Regions from separate parts of the Homo sapiens genome. Here region 2 is linked to region 1. Evidence: chromatin contacts called from ENCODE Hi-C or POLR2A ChIA-PET data. All regions are on one chromosome and are shown on one strand. The core of a region is the stretch at or near the end of the contact, and the rest is flanking DNA. Distances in the headings are between cores, read along the strand shown.

Region 1 (4,197 bases), core at 1,250-3,749:
AAAACATTAAACAGAGTTAACTTCAATTATGATGACAGCATGGAGGCTGGCAGGCATGGGGGCTGTTAGACCACACAGAAGGACCTGAGGTCCTCAGCAGGGTTTACAGGTGGCTCCTGGGGAGATGGGAACCTGTAAGCCTGGACCTGAAGCAGGGGCTTTAGCCAGCCAGGCCCAGGGGCCAGATGGAGCAGAGAGAAGCCGCTCACCAGGCCTCGAGTGGAAGGGGCGCGCCTGCACATCTGAAGCCTGGGGAGAAGCAGGCCTGGTGACTCGGTGCGTGTCCAGCAAGGGAAGGGAGCCAGGCGAGGCCAGGGAGTGGACAGCTGGACGCCTGCTGGACCTCCCCCAAGGAAGGCTTCCGGGCTCCGGCTGAGGGATCATGAAGTGCTGAGGTGCCTTAAGCCCAGGGGCCCATGACTGGAGTCGCCCCTACCATTTCATTTTAGTCTTCACGCCAGTTTATGAGCTACTGAAGGGTCCCAACTTTGTCACCTTAGGATCATTCCCCAGGGTCCCACGTACACCCCACTCCCCTGCAACAGGAGAGGCCTGCCTCGCCCCTCTTGGACTCAGCGCAGCGCTGGTGCCCATCTCTGAGTGGTGGAGGCTCCAGCATTTCTATACAGCAGGGGCCTGGGGAGGCTGCAAGGGAGGTATAGAGGGGACCGGTCATCAAACATTTGCAGAGCAGGCTCAGTTTGTTTGTTTGAGAGAGGAGCTGGTGGAGACCGTCCGAGGCTGAAGTCCACTACGGCCCCACAGAGCCCCAGCTGCAGGAAGCCAGAGAAAAGAGCGCCATTCCTGCCTCCGTCTCTGTGAAGGGCGTCCCGGGCTGGGACTGGGTGAGGTGAAGGAGGTTCCTCACTTCCCTGACCAAGGCCCTGCCCGTAGCTCTCACCACCCTCTCCTCGCCTCTGCCCATCCCTCCTTGCCCTCCCACACAGGTCTTGTGGGGGCTCAGGCACCCTCATCAGCACCCCTGCATCATGGGGCCGCTGCTGGGCCTCCCCTAAGAGGGGCTCTCCCCAGTGAAAAGGAGGCTGAAGAGAGGATGGCGCCGAAGCTGCCACCCAGAGGAGAGAAGGGACATTAACACAGAAGGAGAGACTGGAGAGAGAAAATAAGAGACAGAAAATGAGAGGCAGGGAGCGAGGCAGGTGCGAGGGGACGAGAGTGCAATCTTAACAGAAGGGGAAGGCACTAACCAGGGACCACATGCTGGGGCACAGAGGGATGAATATGTATAAACACTGAGAGTCAGACAGGGACAGAGACTGTGCCAGGGACCACAACAGAGGCCGGCAGATGATGGGCGGCCTGTCATCTTTTGGAGCCAGGCCCTGTTAGGAGAATTCTTGGCCTCAGTTGATGCTGGGGGCAGGATGGAGTGTGCCTTCCCCTCCAATTTTTCCAGCTGGAACCCTACATGCAGCTCCAAGCTTTCCCCATCCTTTCTGAGGTTCCGGCTGCAAAGACTCCCAGGACAGGCCAGCCGGGTCGCTGGGCCTGAGAGTGGCCCACCCAGGGCCCACCTTGGGCAGGTGGGGGAGACCGTGGGCTTCCAGGAACAAGGAGCCCCCAACAAGTACAAGAAGGACCCTAAGGGCTGGGTAGGGTGGCAGGGTGGCTCACACTTGTAATCCCAGCACTTTGGGAGGCTGAGGTGGGCAGATCACGAGGTCAGGAGATTGAGACCATCCTGACCAACATGGTGAAACCCCGTCTCCACTAAAAATACAAAAATTAGTCAGGCGTGGTGGTACGCACCTGTAGTCCCAGCTACTCGGGAGGCTGAGGCAGGAGAATTGCTTGAACCCGGGAGGTGGAGACTGCAGTGAGCTGAGATCACATCACTGCACCCCAGCCTGGTGACAGAGCGAGACTCCATCTCAAGAAAAAAAAAAAAGAAGGACCCTAAGACCCACCAGCCAAACAGATCCTCCCACACTCCTTCCAGGTCTGCACCGGACACAGCTGGGCTAAGTGGTGACCTGAGACCCAGGGAGAGCTGAAGCCGGGGAGTTTCTGGGTGTCTTGATGTTGAGGGGTAACTTGTCTGCTGCTTGGAGGGCTCCTTTAGTCACCGGCTGAGAGGATTATCAGGACGGCGCAGGCCTCCAGGTGTGCCACGGCCCTGACTCCGCAACAGCTCTGTGCTACCTACCTCCCCCTCCCTGGGCTTTCTGACCTCTGCCGTCTCGTGCTCCCCTCCCCTATGGGTCAGGATCCAAGCTCCCCAAGTTTGCTACTTCTCCAGCCATGTCGCTCCCTGCCACAAGCTCTACACTGCAGTAACACACCACACTGCTTGCAGACACATCTAGAAACCACAGCACTCCTTCCTCTGGAATGCCCCTCCCTTCTCTCCTCCTGAAAGCTCTCAGGTCCCCAGGAAGGCCCCCTCCCCACCCAGGCTGCATCGGCATTTTGCTAGTGATCTCCGGATGCCTGGGTGCCTCTCCTGCAATCTCTCTGAAACATGTCAGGTGCTCCAGGACAGGGCTACAGCTGCATCTCGACACCCACTACGGCCAACACACAGCCCGGGCCCCTAGGTGATGGGTGGACAAATGAGATGCGGTCAGGATTATAAGCCACACCTCGCCTGACTGGTTCTCCACTTCCTTTTTGTCTTTCCACCTAGATGGCAGGTGCACTGTGTGCAGAAACTGTATCTTCTGCTTCCTTGCCCTCTCCCTAGTTTCAGACAATGTTGTGCACGACAGACACTTGCTGACAGGAAGAGGGGTCAGAGTCTTGCGTGTTCCAAGGGATCCACCTGAATTCTTCAAGGACCCTGCGTTCCGGGCACCAGGGACAAAGCCAGGTCCATGTGTGGTTTCTCTCTTTTCTAGGGCCTGCAAGTTGGAGAGATGCCCTCCCCTCCCCCATAGAATCCCAAACCCTGGTCTGGGGCTCATTCAGGTGGATTTCGGGACAGGCCAGAGGGAAGGGACAGCAACGGAGAGCTGGGGACGGGGGCGCTTTTCCTCGGAAAATAATGAGGCAATTAGAGGAGGCCGAGAGCAGTTCCAGATGTGGCGGCTGACTGCTGAGATAGTGACGTGTACTTCTAACATGTCAGCACGCTGGGGACTGAGGCTGTCTGCAGCTGCTCCAGCTGTCACCTGGCCCCACTGTGCTGCTGCGGTTACCTGGCCTAATGGTTTTGGAATGAGCTGGGCTGGGGCCCACGGCCTAGAACCCTGGTCCCCAAAACTTCTTGCCAGAAAGAAACTCAACCTCAGTAAAAGCCCCATCTGCTGAGGGCCGTCAAGACATTCACCGTCACCTGCCTCGCCTTGAAGTTCGATCCCCTCCAGGACAAGCTTTCAGGGGAAGCTCGGAGCCTGGCCCCGAGCAAGCGCTGGGGACAGAACACAGTGTGGTTGGATGTGGCCCTAGGCCCAGAGTTGCCTAAAGTCCAGGCATGGGAGACAGGACAGGGACAAAGCCCCTCCGACAGGAAGCAGCCAGTGGCTGGCACTGATCAGGTGCACACAAAGGTGTCTGTGTTCCTGTCTGGCCCCTCCCCAGCAGGCCCTGGACCCTGCCCTCTCCATCCCATCTTTCCCAGGCGTCCTGAGCTGCCTGGCCTTTTGAGCGATTACTGGCACAGGATACCAGCACTGACAGCTCTTGTCACAGTCCCCCAGGCCTCATTCATGCTGGAGAGGCGAGGACAGCTTAATTCCCAAACTCAGACACAGGATTGCCTGCCAGATAGGGCATGGGGCTGCCACTGACCCCCACCCCTCCCTCCCTAGGAGGTGGGCACCTGGGAACAAAGCCTCTGGTGTCCCCTCTGCTCTCCTCCCTCCTCTGACCTCCCCTTCCCCTCTTTCTGCATCAAACAGCAGGTGCTGATGGCAGCTAAATTGTCCAGGGATGAGTGATGCTGGGTGCTTAGGAGGATGAGAAGGAAAGAGCTTTGGACATGACAACCTCAACCCTTCCCCACTCCAGCCCCCATTTGGGGACAGGGAAAAGAATTGATGTCAGATGTAGGGGGTTCCCTTAGCCCCAGTATTCTGAGCTTCTGGCCCCCACACCAGGAACCAAGGAGCACTGGCTTCATGCCAACACCTTCAAACCACCCCACACTCCGTGTGGAACCCGAGGCCCTTCAGGAGCTGTCAGACAGCCCCAGGGAGCTGCTGGCCATGCTGTGTTCTCCTGGCATCTTCCCACTCC
Region 2 (4,006 bases), core at 418-2,917, 100 kb before region 1:
CCCTTGCTCTATCACCCAGCTCAATGGGGCATTCTGGATGCCTGCCCTCCGATGCCCAGGGGCCTTATTAACAGACCTCAGCTGTTGCCCAAAGCCCTTACCTCACCCAAGAGGGCTCTATTTGCATGATAATGCCCTCCTTGGGGGAATTATTGCTTAATTAAAGAACAGCAATCACTTTAATTAGCATGCCTCCTTGCTCCCTGGTACTTTGCATGGATTCAAATGAGCTCCTCATTAGGTATTGGCACTTGGACAAATCGAGGGCCTCTGGCTGGGAAGGGAGGCTCCCAGGGCAGGCAGCCCCAGCCGGGACCTCAATGGCGGGGAGGCCCAGCCCTGCCAAGAACACAACCCCGGCTTTGTGAAGGGAATGGCAGACAGGGCCTGGGCCAGCACCCTTTGAGGCCCACAACAGGGCACACAGGGGAGGGCCAGGCCCTGGAGGGTGGTGTTTGCAGGCGCCGGCCAAGGGCTCTCTCTTTGCCTCTGTCCGCTTGAGCTACACCCCCCTTTCAGCTCTTTTGCCATTGGCATTTAGCTGTATTACACCATCCTCCTCCTCCCGTAAGAATGTTTGGAGCCTTTCTCCATCAGTCCCCGCTACACCCATGCGCACCTGGCTCAGTCTCAGTGCCCCTCAGACTCTTCACTCCCAGTTTTGGAGTGCAGTTTTCTCTTCTAACTGGTAATGTAGGAGGATGGCACATAAAACAAAACAAGCAAACAAGAAAACACACCTGTCTTCATCCAGAGATGGTATCTCTCTCCCAGGGCAAGATCACCCTGCTCTTTAGCTTCTCTCCCCTGAGATCTAGAAAGAATCCAGGAACAACTCCACCCACAGACCCCTGAGCTGCATTTCCAGAAATAGGGGCCACTGTGGATTCTCACCACCACAACTCACCCTCCCCCAATCATTAATAAAACCTAGGTTATTTTGTGGGCCACCGAACTACTGCTTTCAGCACATGGAGTCCGACGCCGACCTAATTATACTTTGATATTTCTCTTGATCTCTGTTAGAGTAGAGCAACTGGCTCCCCTCCAGGAAGAATCTTCTTCCTCTGCCTGGATGTCAGTGTACCTAAAATCACCTGACTTTTGTTCTCCTTCCTACCTCTGTCTCTCTCTCTTTCTCTCTGTCTCTCTATCTATCTCTTACACGCACACACACACACACACACACACTCTCCACGGAGAAGGTAAAAATGTCTCTAGGTTTGTATTCAAGAGATCTGGTTTCCAGTCTAAGCTTAGCATCCAGGGAAGAAGCATCTGTCTCAACTCTTTTCTGGAGTTTTCAGGAAGAGAGAGAATAGCTCCAGGCTGCCACCCCAGAGAGACCCAAAGCAGCCCTGACTCAATCCAGGACCTTCCTCCACAGCCCCAGCAGGTGCACATTCAGTCTCTCAGGCAGCTCCAGCTCCAGCTCCCTCACCTCCAACCTCCCCCGCAACCCCAGTGAGCCAGCCTGGGGCTCCCCTATCTTTAGAGTCTCCGCTTTCCCTGTGTGAGAGGAGAATTCCACCAGAAGAGGAGGGAGCTGGGAGCTATGTCAAGGGCTCAAGCTGGAGAGCCGTGGAGGGGAGTGGAAGCGGGGAGCTGGTGGTGGTGTCTGGGGAGAAAGGAACTCACTCCCCTCAGCATCATCCTGCAGAGAGAGTAACAGCAAATCAGAGGTAAATCCACTTCCTGGCAGGAAGCTGAGCCTGAAACCAGATGAAGCCACAGTGGTTCAAAGGCAGAGTGACACTCAAACAAGAGAGCAGCCCTTAATCCCCCATAGAAAGATGAGAATGGCGCGCTCAGGCCCAGGAGGGAGACCGTGCGGCTTTGTGTAAGCAGGATTGAAAACACAGCCCTATTGAAAGGCTGGGACTTCGAGACACAGACCCTGAGGGCCAGTTGCCAAGTTGAAGGCAGCCCAAGGCTGCCAGCTTTCACCTCTTTAGTTCTGGCCTTGGCAGTAATGAGGTGAAGGGCCGGGACTTTTAACTGGCTAGGTCAAAAAGGTTTCCTTATTAGACAAACAGTGCGGGCTGGGGGTGGGGGGTGCATTGGTGTCTAAGCTTAGAACCGATAGCTTCCAGAAAAAGAGGCAGAGCCAGAGGTCTGTCTCCTCACACACCTGCCTCTCCTGCCGAGCCAGCCCCTGGATCTTCACCTCTGTCCCAGCCTGCTCCTGCCCATCCGCACCAGGCTTGAGGAGGGGACTTGAGGAGGTGTCAAGAGGGCCAGAAGAGGGCCCAGCGAGCTATGGAGTGACACAGAGTGGGCTGGGGAGGAAACTGCCCTGAGGCTGCTTCTTTTTTTTTTGAGACAGAGTCTCATTCTGTTGCCCGGCTGGAGTGCAGTGGCATGATCTTGGCTCACAGCAACCTCTGCCTCCTGGGTTCAAGTGATTCTCCTGCCTTAGCCTCCTGAGTAGCTGGGACTACAGGCACACGCCACCACGCCCAGCTAATTTTTGTGTTTTTAGTAGAGACAGGGTTTCCCCATGTTAGCCAGGATGGTCTCGAACTCCTGACCTTGTGATCCGCCCACCTCGGCCTTCCAAAGTGCTGGGATTACAGGCGTGAGTCACCGTGCCCAGCCGAGGCTGCTTCTTGACCTATAGGTCAGCGCCTGTGATAAGGCAAACTTGGGGAGAACAGCCCTGTCCGGTGGGTAGACAGCCTGCAGCAGTGAGCGCCCCCTTTCCTGGGTGGCGGCAGAACAGCTCCGTGCGCAGCTGCTGTCCCCAGCACTGCCCTGGCATCAAAGGCCCACACCCTGCTTGTGTCTCTAAAGCTGTTTGTCAACCAGTGCTCTACAAAGACCTCAAGTTTAGAAGCTGGTGCCTGGGGGACCAAAAGACAGGGTGTAGGGGGTGTAGCGGAAGAGGATTCCCAAGCTGAGTGAAAGGATTTCCTATCCCCTCACTCACACATCTCAACCAGAACAGCTTCTTTTTATTGACTTGCCATATCTTCCATGTAAGATTTCATCCAAGGAGACAATTACAGAAACCAGAGAGTTGAAAAAGCACTGTCCTACAAGGTGAGAAGGTGCTCTGGAGGGGAGACTCATACTTCTCTAGTTTCATAACAATATCTTTGCACAGTTAGCATCCAAATATAATTCATTAAAGAAGTGCTTCTTAAACACCTTATTCACATGGCCACTAGTTCCACAGAGTATTGGCGGCTTGCAAAGAGATGCATGCACTAAAGCAGGAGTAAGTCCAAATAAGAATGAATAACTAGGATCACAGAAAATATACACGAAATGAAATCAAGACTAGGGAAGAGAAACACACATACACGGGGGATAAAGTCCTGCATATTTGCTGTTATTGGACTCCAGATTGGCTTCTGAGCTTCCCTGAAGGCAAATCTGGAGAGGAAAAGAGAGAGGAAAAAAAGGAGACAGACAGACAGATGTCTGGAATCTAATTCTCTTTACCAGAATGAAGGAAATATACCAGCGTGTCAGGCTAAGCAAAATTTTTTCCAGCTGTAAGTTTTAGAAGAAATTTCTCACAATGAAATTCGTATAGGCAGTGCTGAGTAACAGGATTGGCAATGTCTTTAGTTGACACCCTACAGTAATAAGACTCCGTTGATGAGGGTACAAGATAAAATGGCCCAAAAGAATGGTCTTGTATCACTTTAGTTTGATCTAAGCATAACCCATCCATTTTAGTTTGGGTTCCCCTAGAAGCAGACCTGGAGAAAGGGATTCAAATACAAGTCATTTGTTTGATCCCAGTAAACACTAGTAGGAGAGTGGGCAAGTGAGACAGGAAAGGAAAAAAGGCCCCCAAAAAGGTGTGTTACCAAGCTAGTTCCTACTAAGGGAATTAAAGCTCATCCCCACTGAGGAATTCTGGGAGTGTTGAACAGCCTCTGAATCATCCTACCTGAGGCGGGGAGGGAGCTGGGGCATATATACCAACTCCCATCAATCAATGGTTGAGGGCTGCTCTAGGAGCATGAATTCCCCGGTGTGTCTGGTTTACCAC

What was found. A loop is a pair of places that touch in the nucleus more often than their neighbours do. ChIA-PET counts read pairs that join two places held with the same protein, here RNA polymerase II (POLR2A). Pooled maps may share reads with other maps.
Region 2: a pooled map shows a loop between it and region 1 (2.8-fold over the local background). The contact joins two enhancer-like sites. A Hi-C loop is called at or near these places in 3 of 168 maps with a recorded cell type or tissue (Caco-2, GM11168 and Right ventricle myocardium superior) and 4 of 50 pooled maps. POLR2A ChIA-PET finds 5 or more read pairs at or near these places in 5 of 52 experiments (BJ, HEK293T, K562 and 2 more).

What each region holds. Positions count from the first base shown.
Region 1 is chr11:126,186,197-126,190,393 of GRCh38, forward strand. No RefSeq gene overlaps it. Among named protein-coding and RNA genes, the nearest start is that of RPUSD4, 23 kb to the right of the region's middle. RefSeq lists an enhancer at 1-447. Within about 2 kb of position 2,500, at least 2 of the 41 ENCODE cell types and tissues checked have a DNase peak (open chromatin) inside an H3K27ac peak, as active enhancers do.
Region 2 is chr11:126,082,489-126,086,494 of GRCh38, forward strand. No RefSeq gene overlaps it. Among named protein-coding and RNA genes, the nearest start is that of CDON, 22 kb to the left of the region's middle. Within about 2 kb of position 1,668, at least 2 of the 41 ENCODE cell types and tissues checked have a DNase peak (open chromatin) inside an H3K27ac peak, as active enhancers do.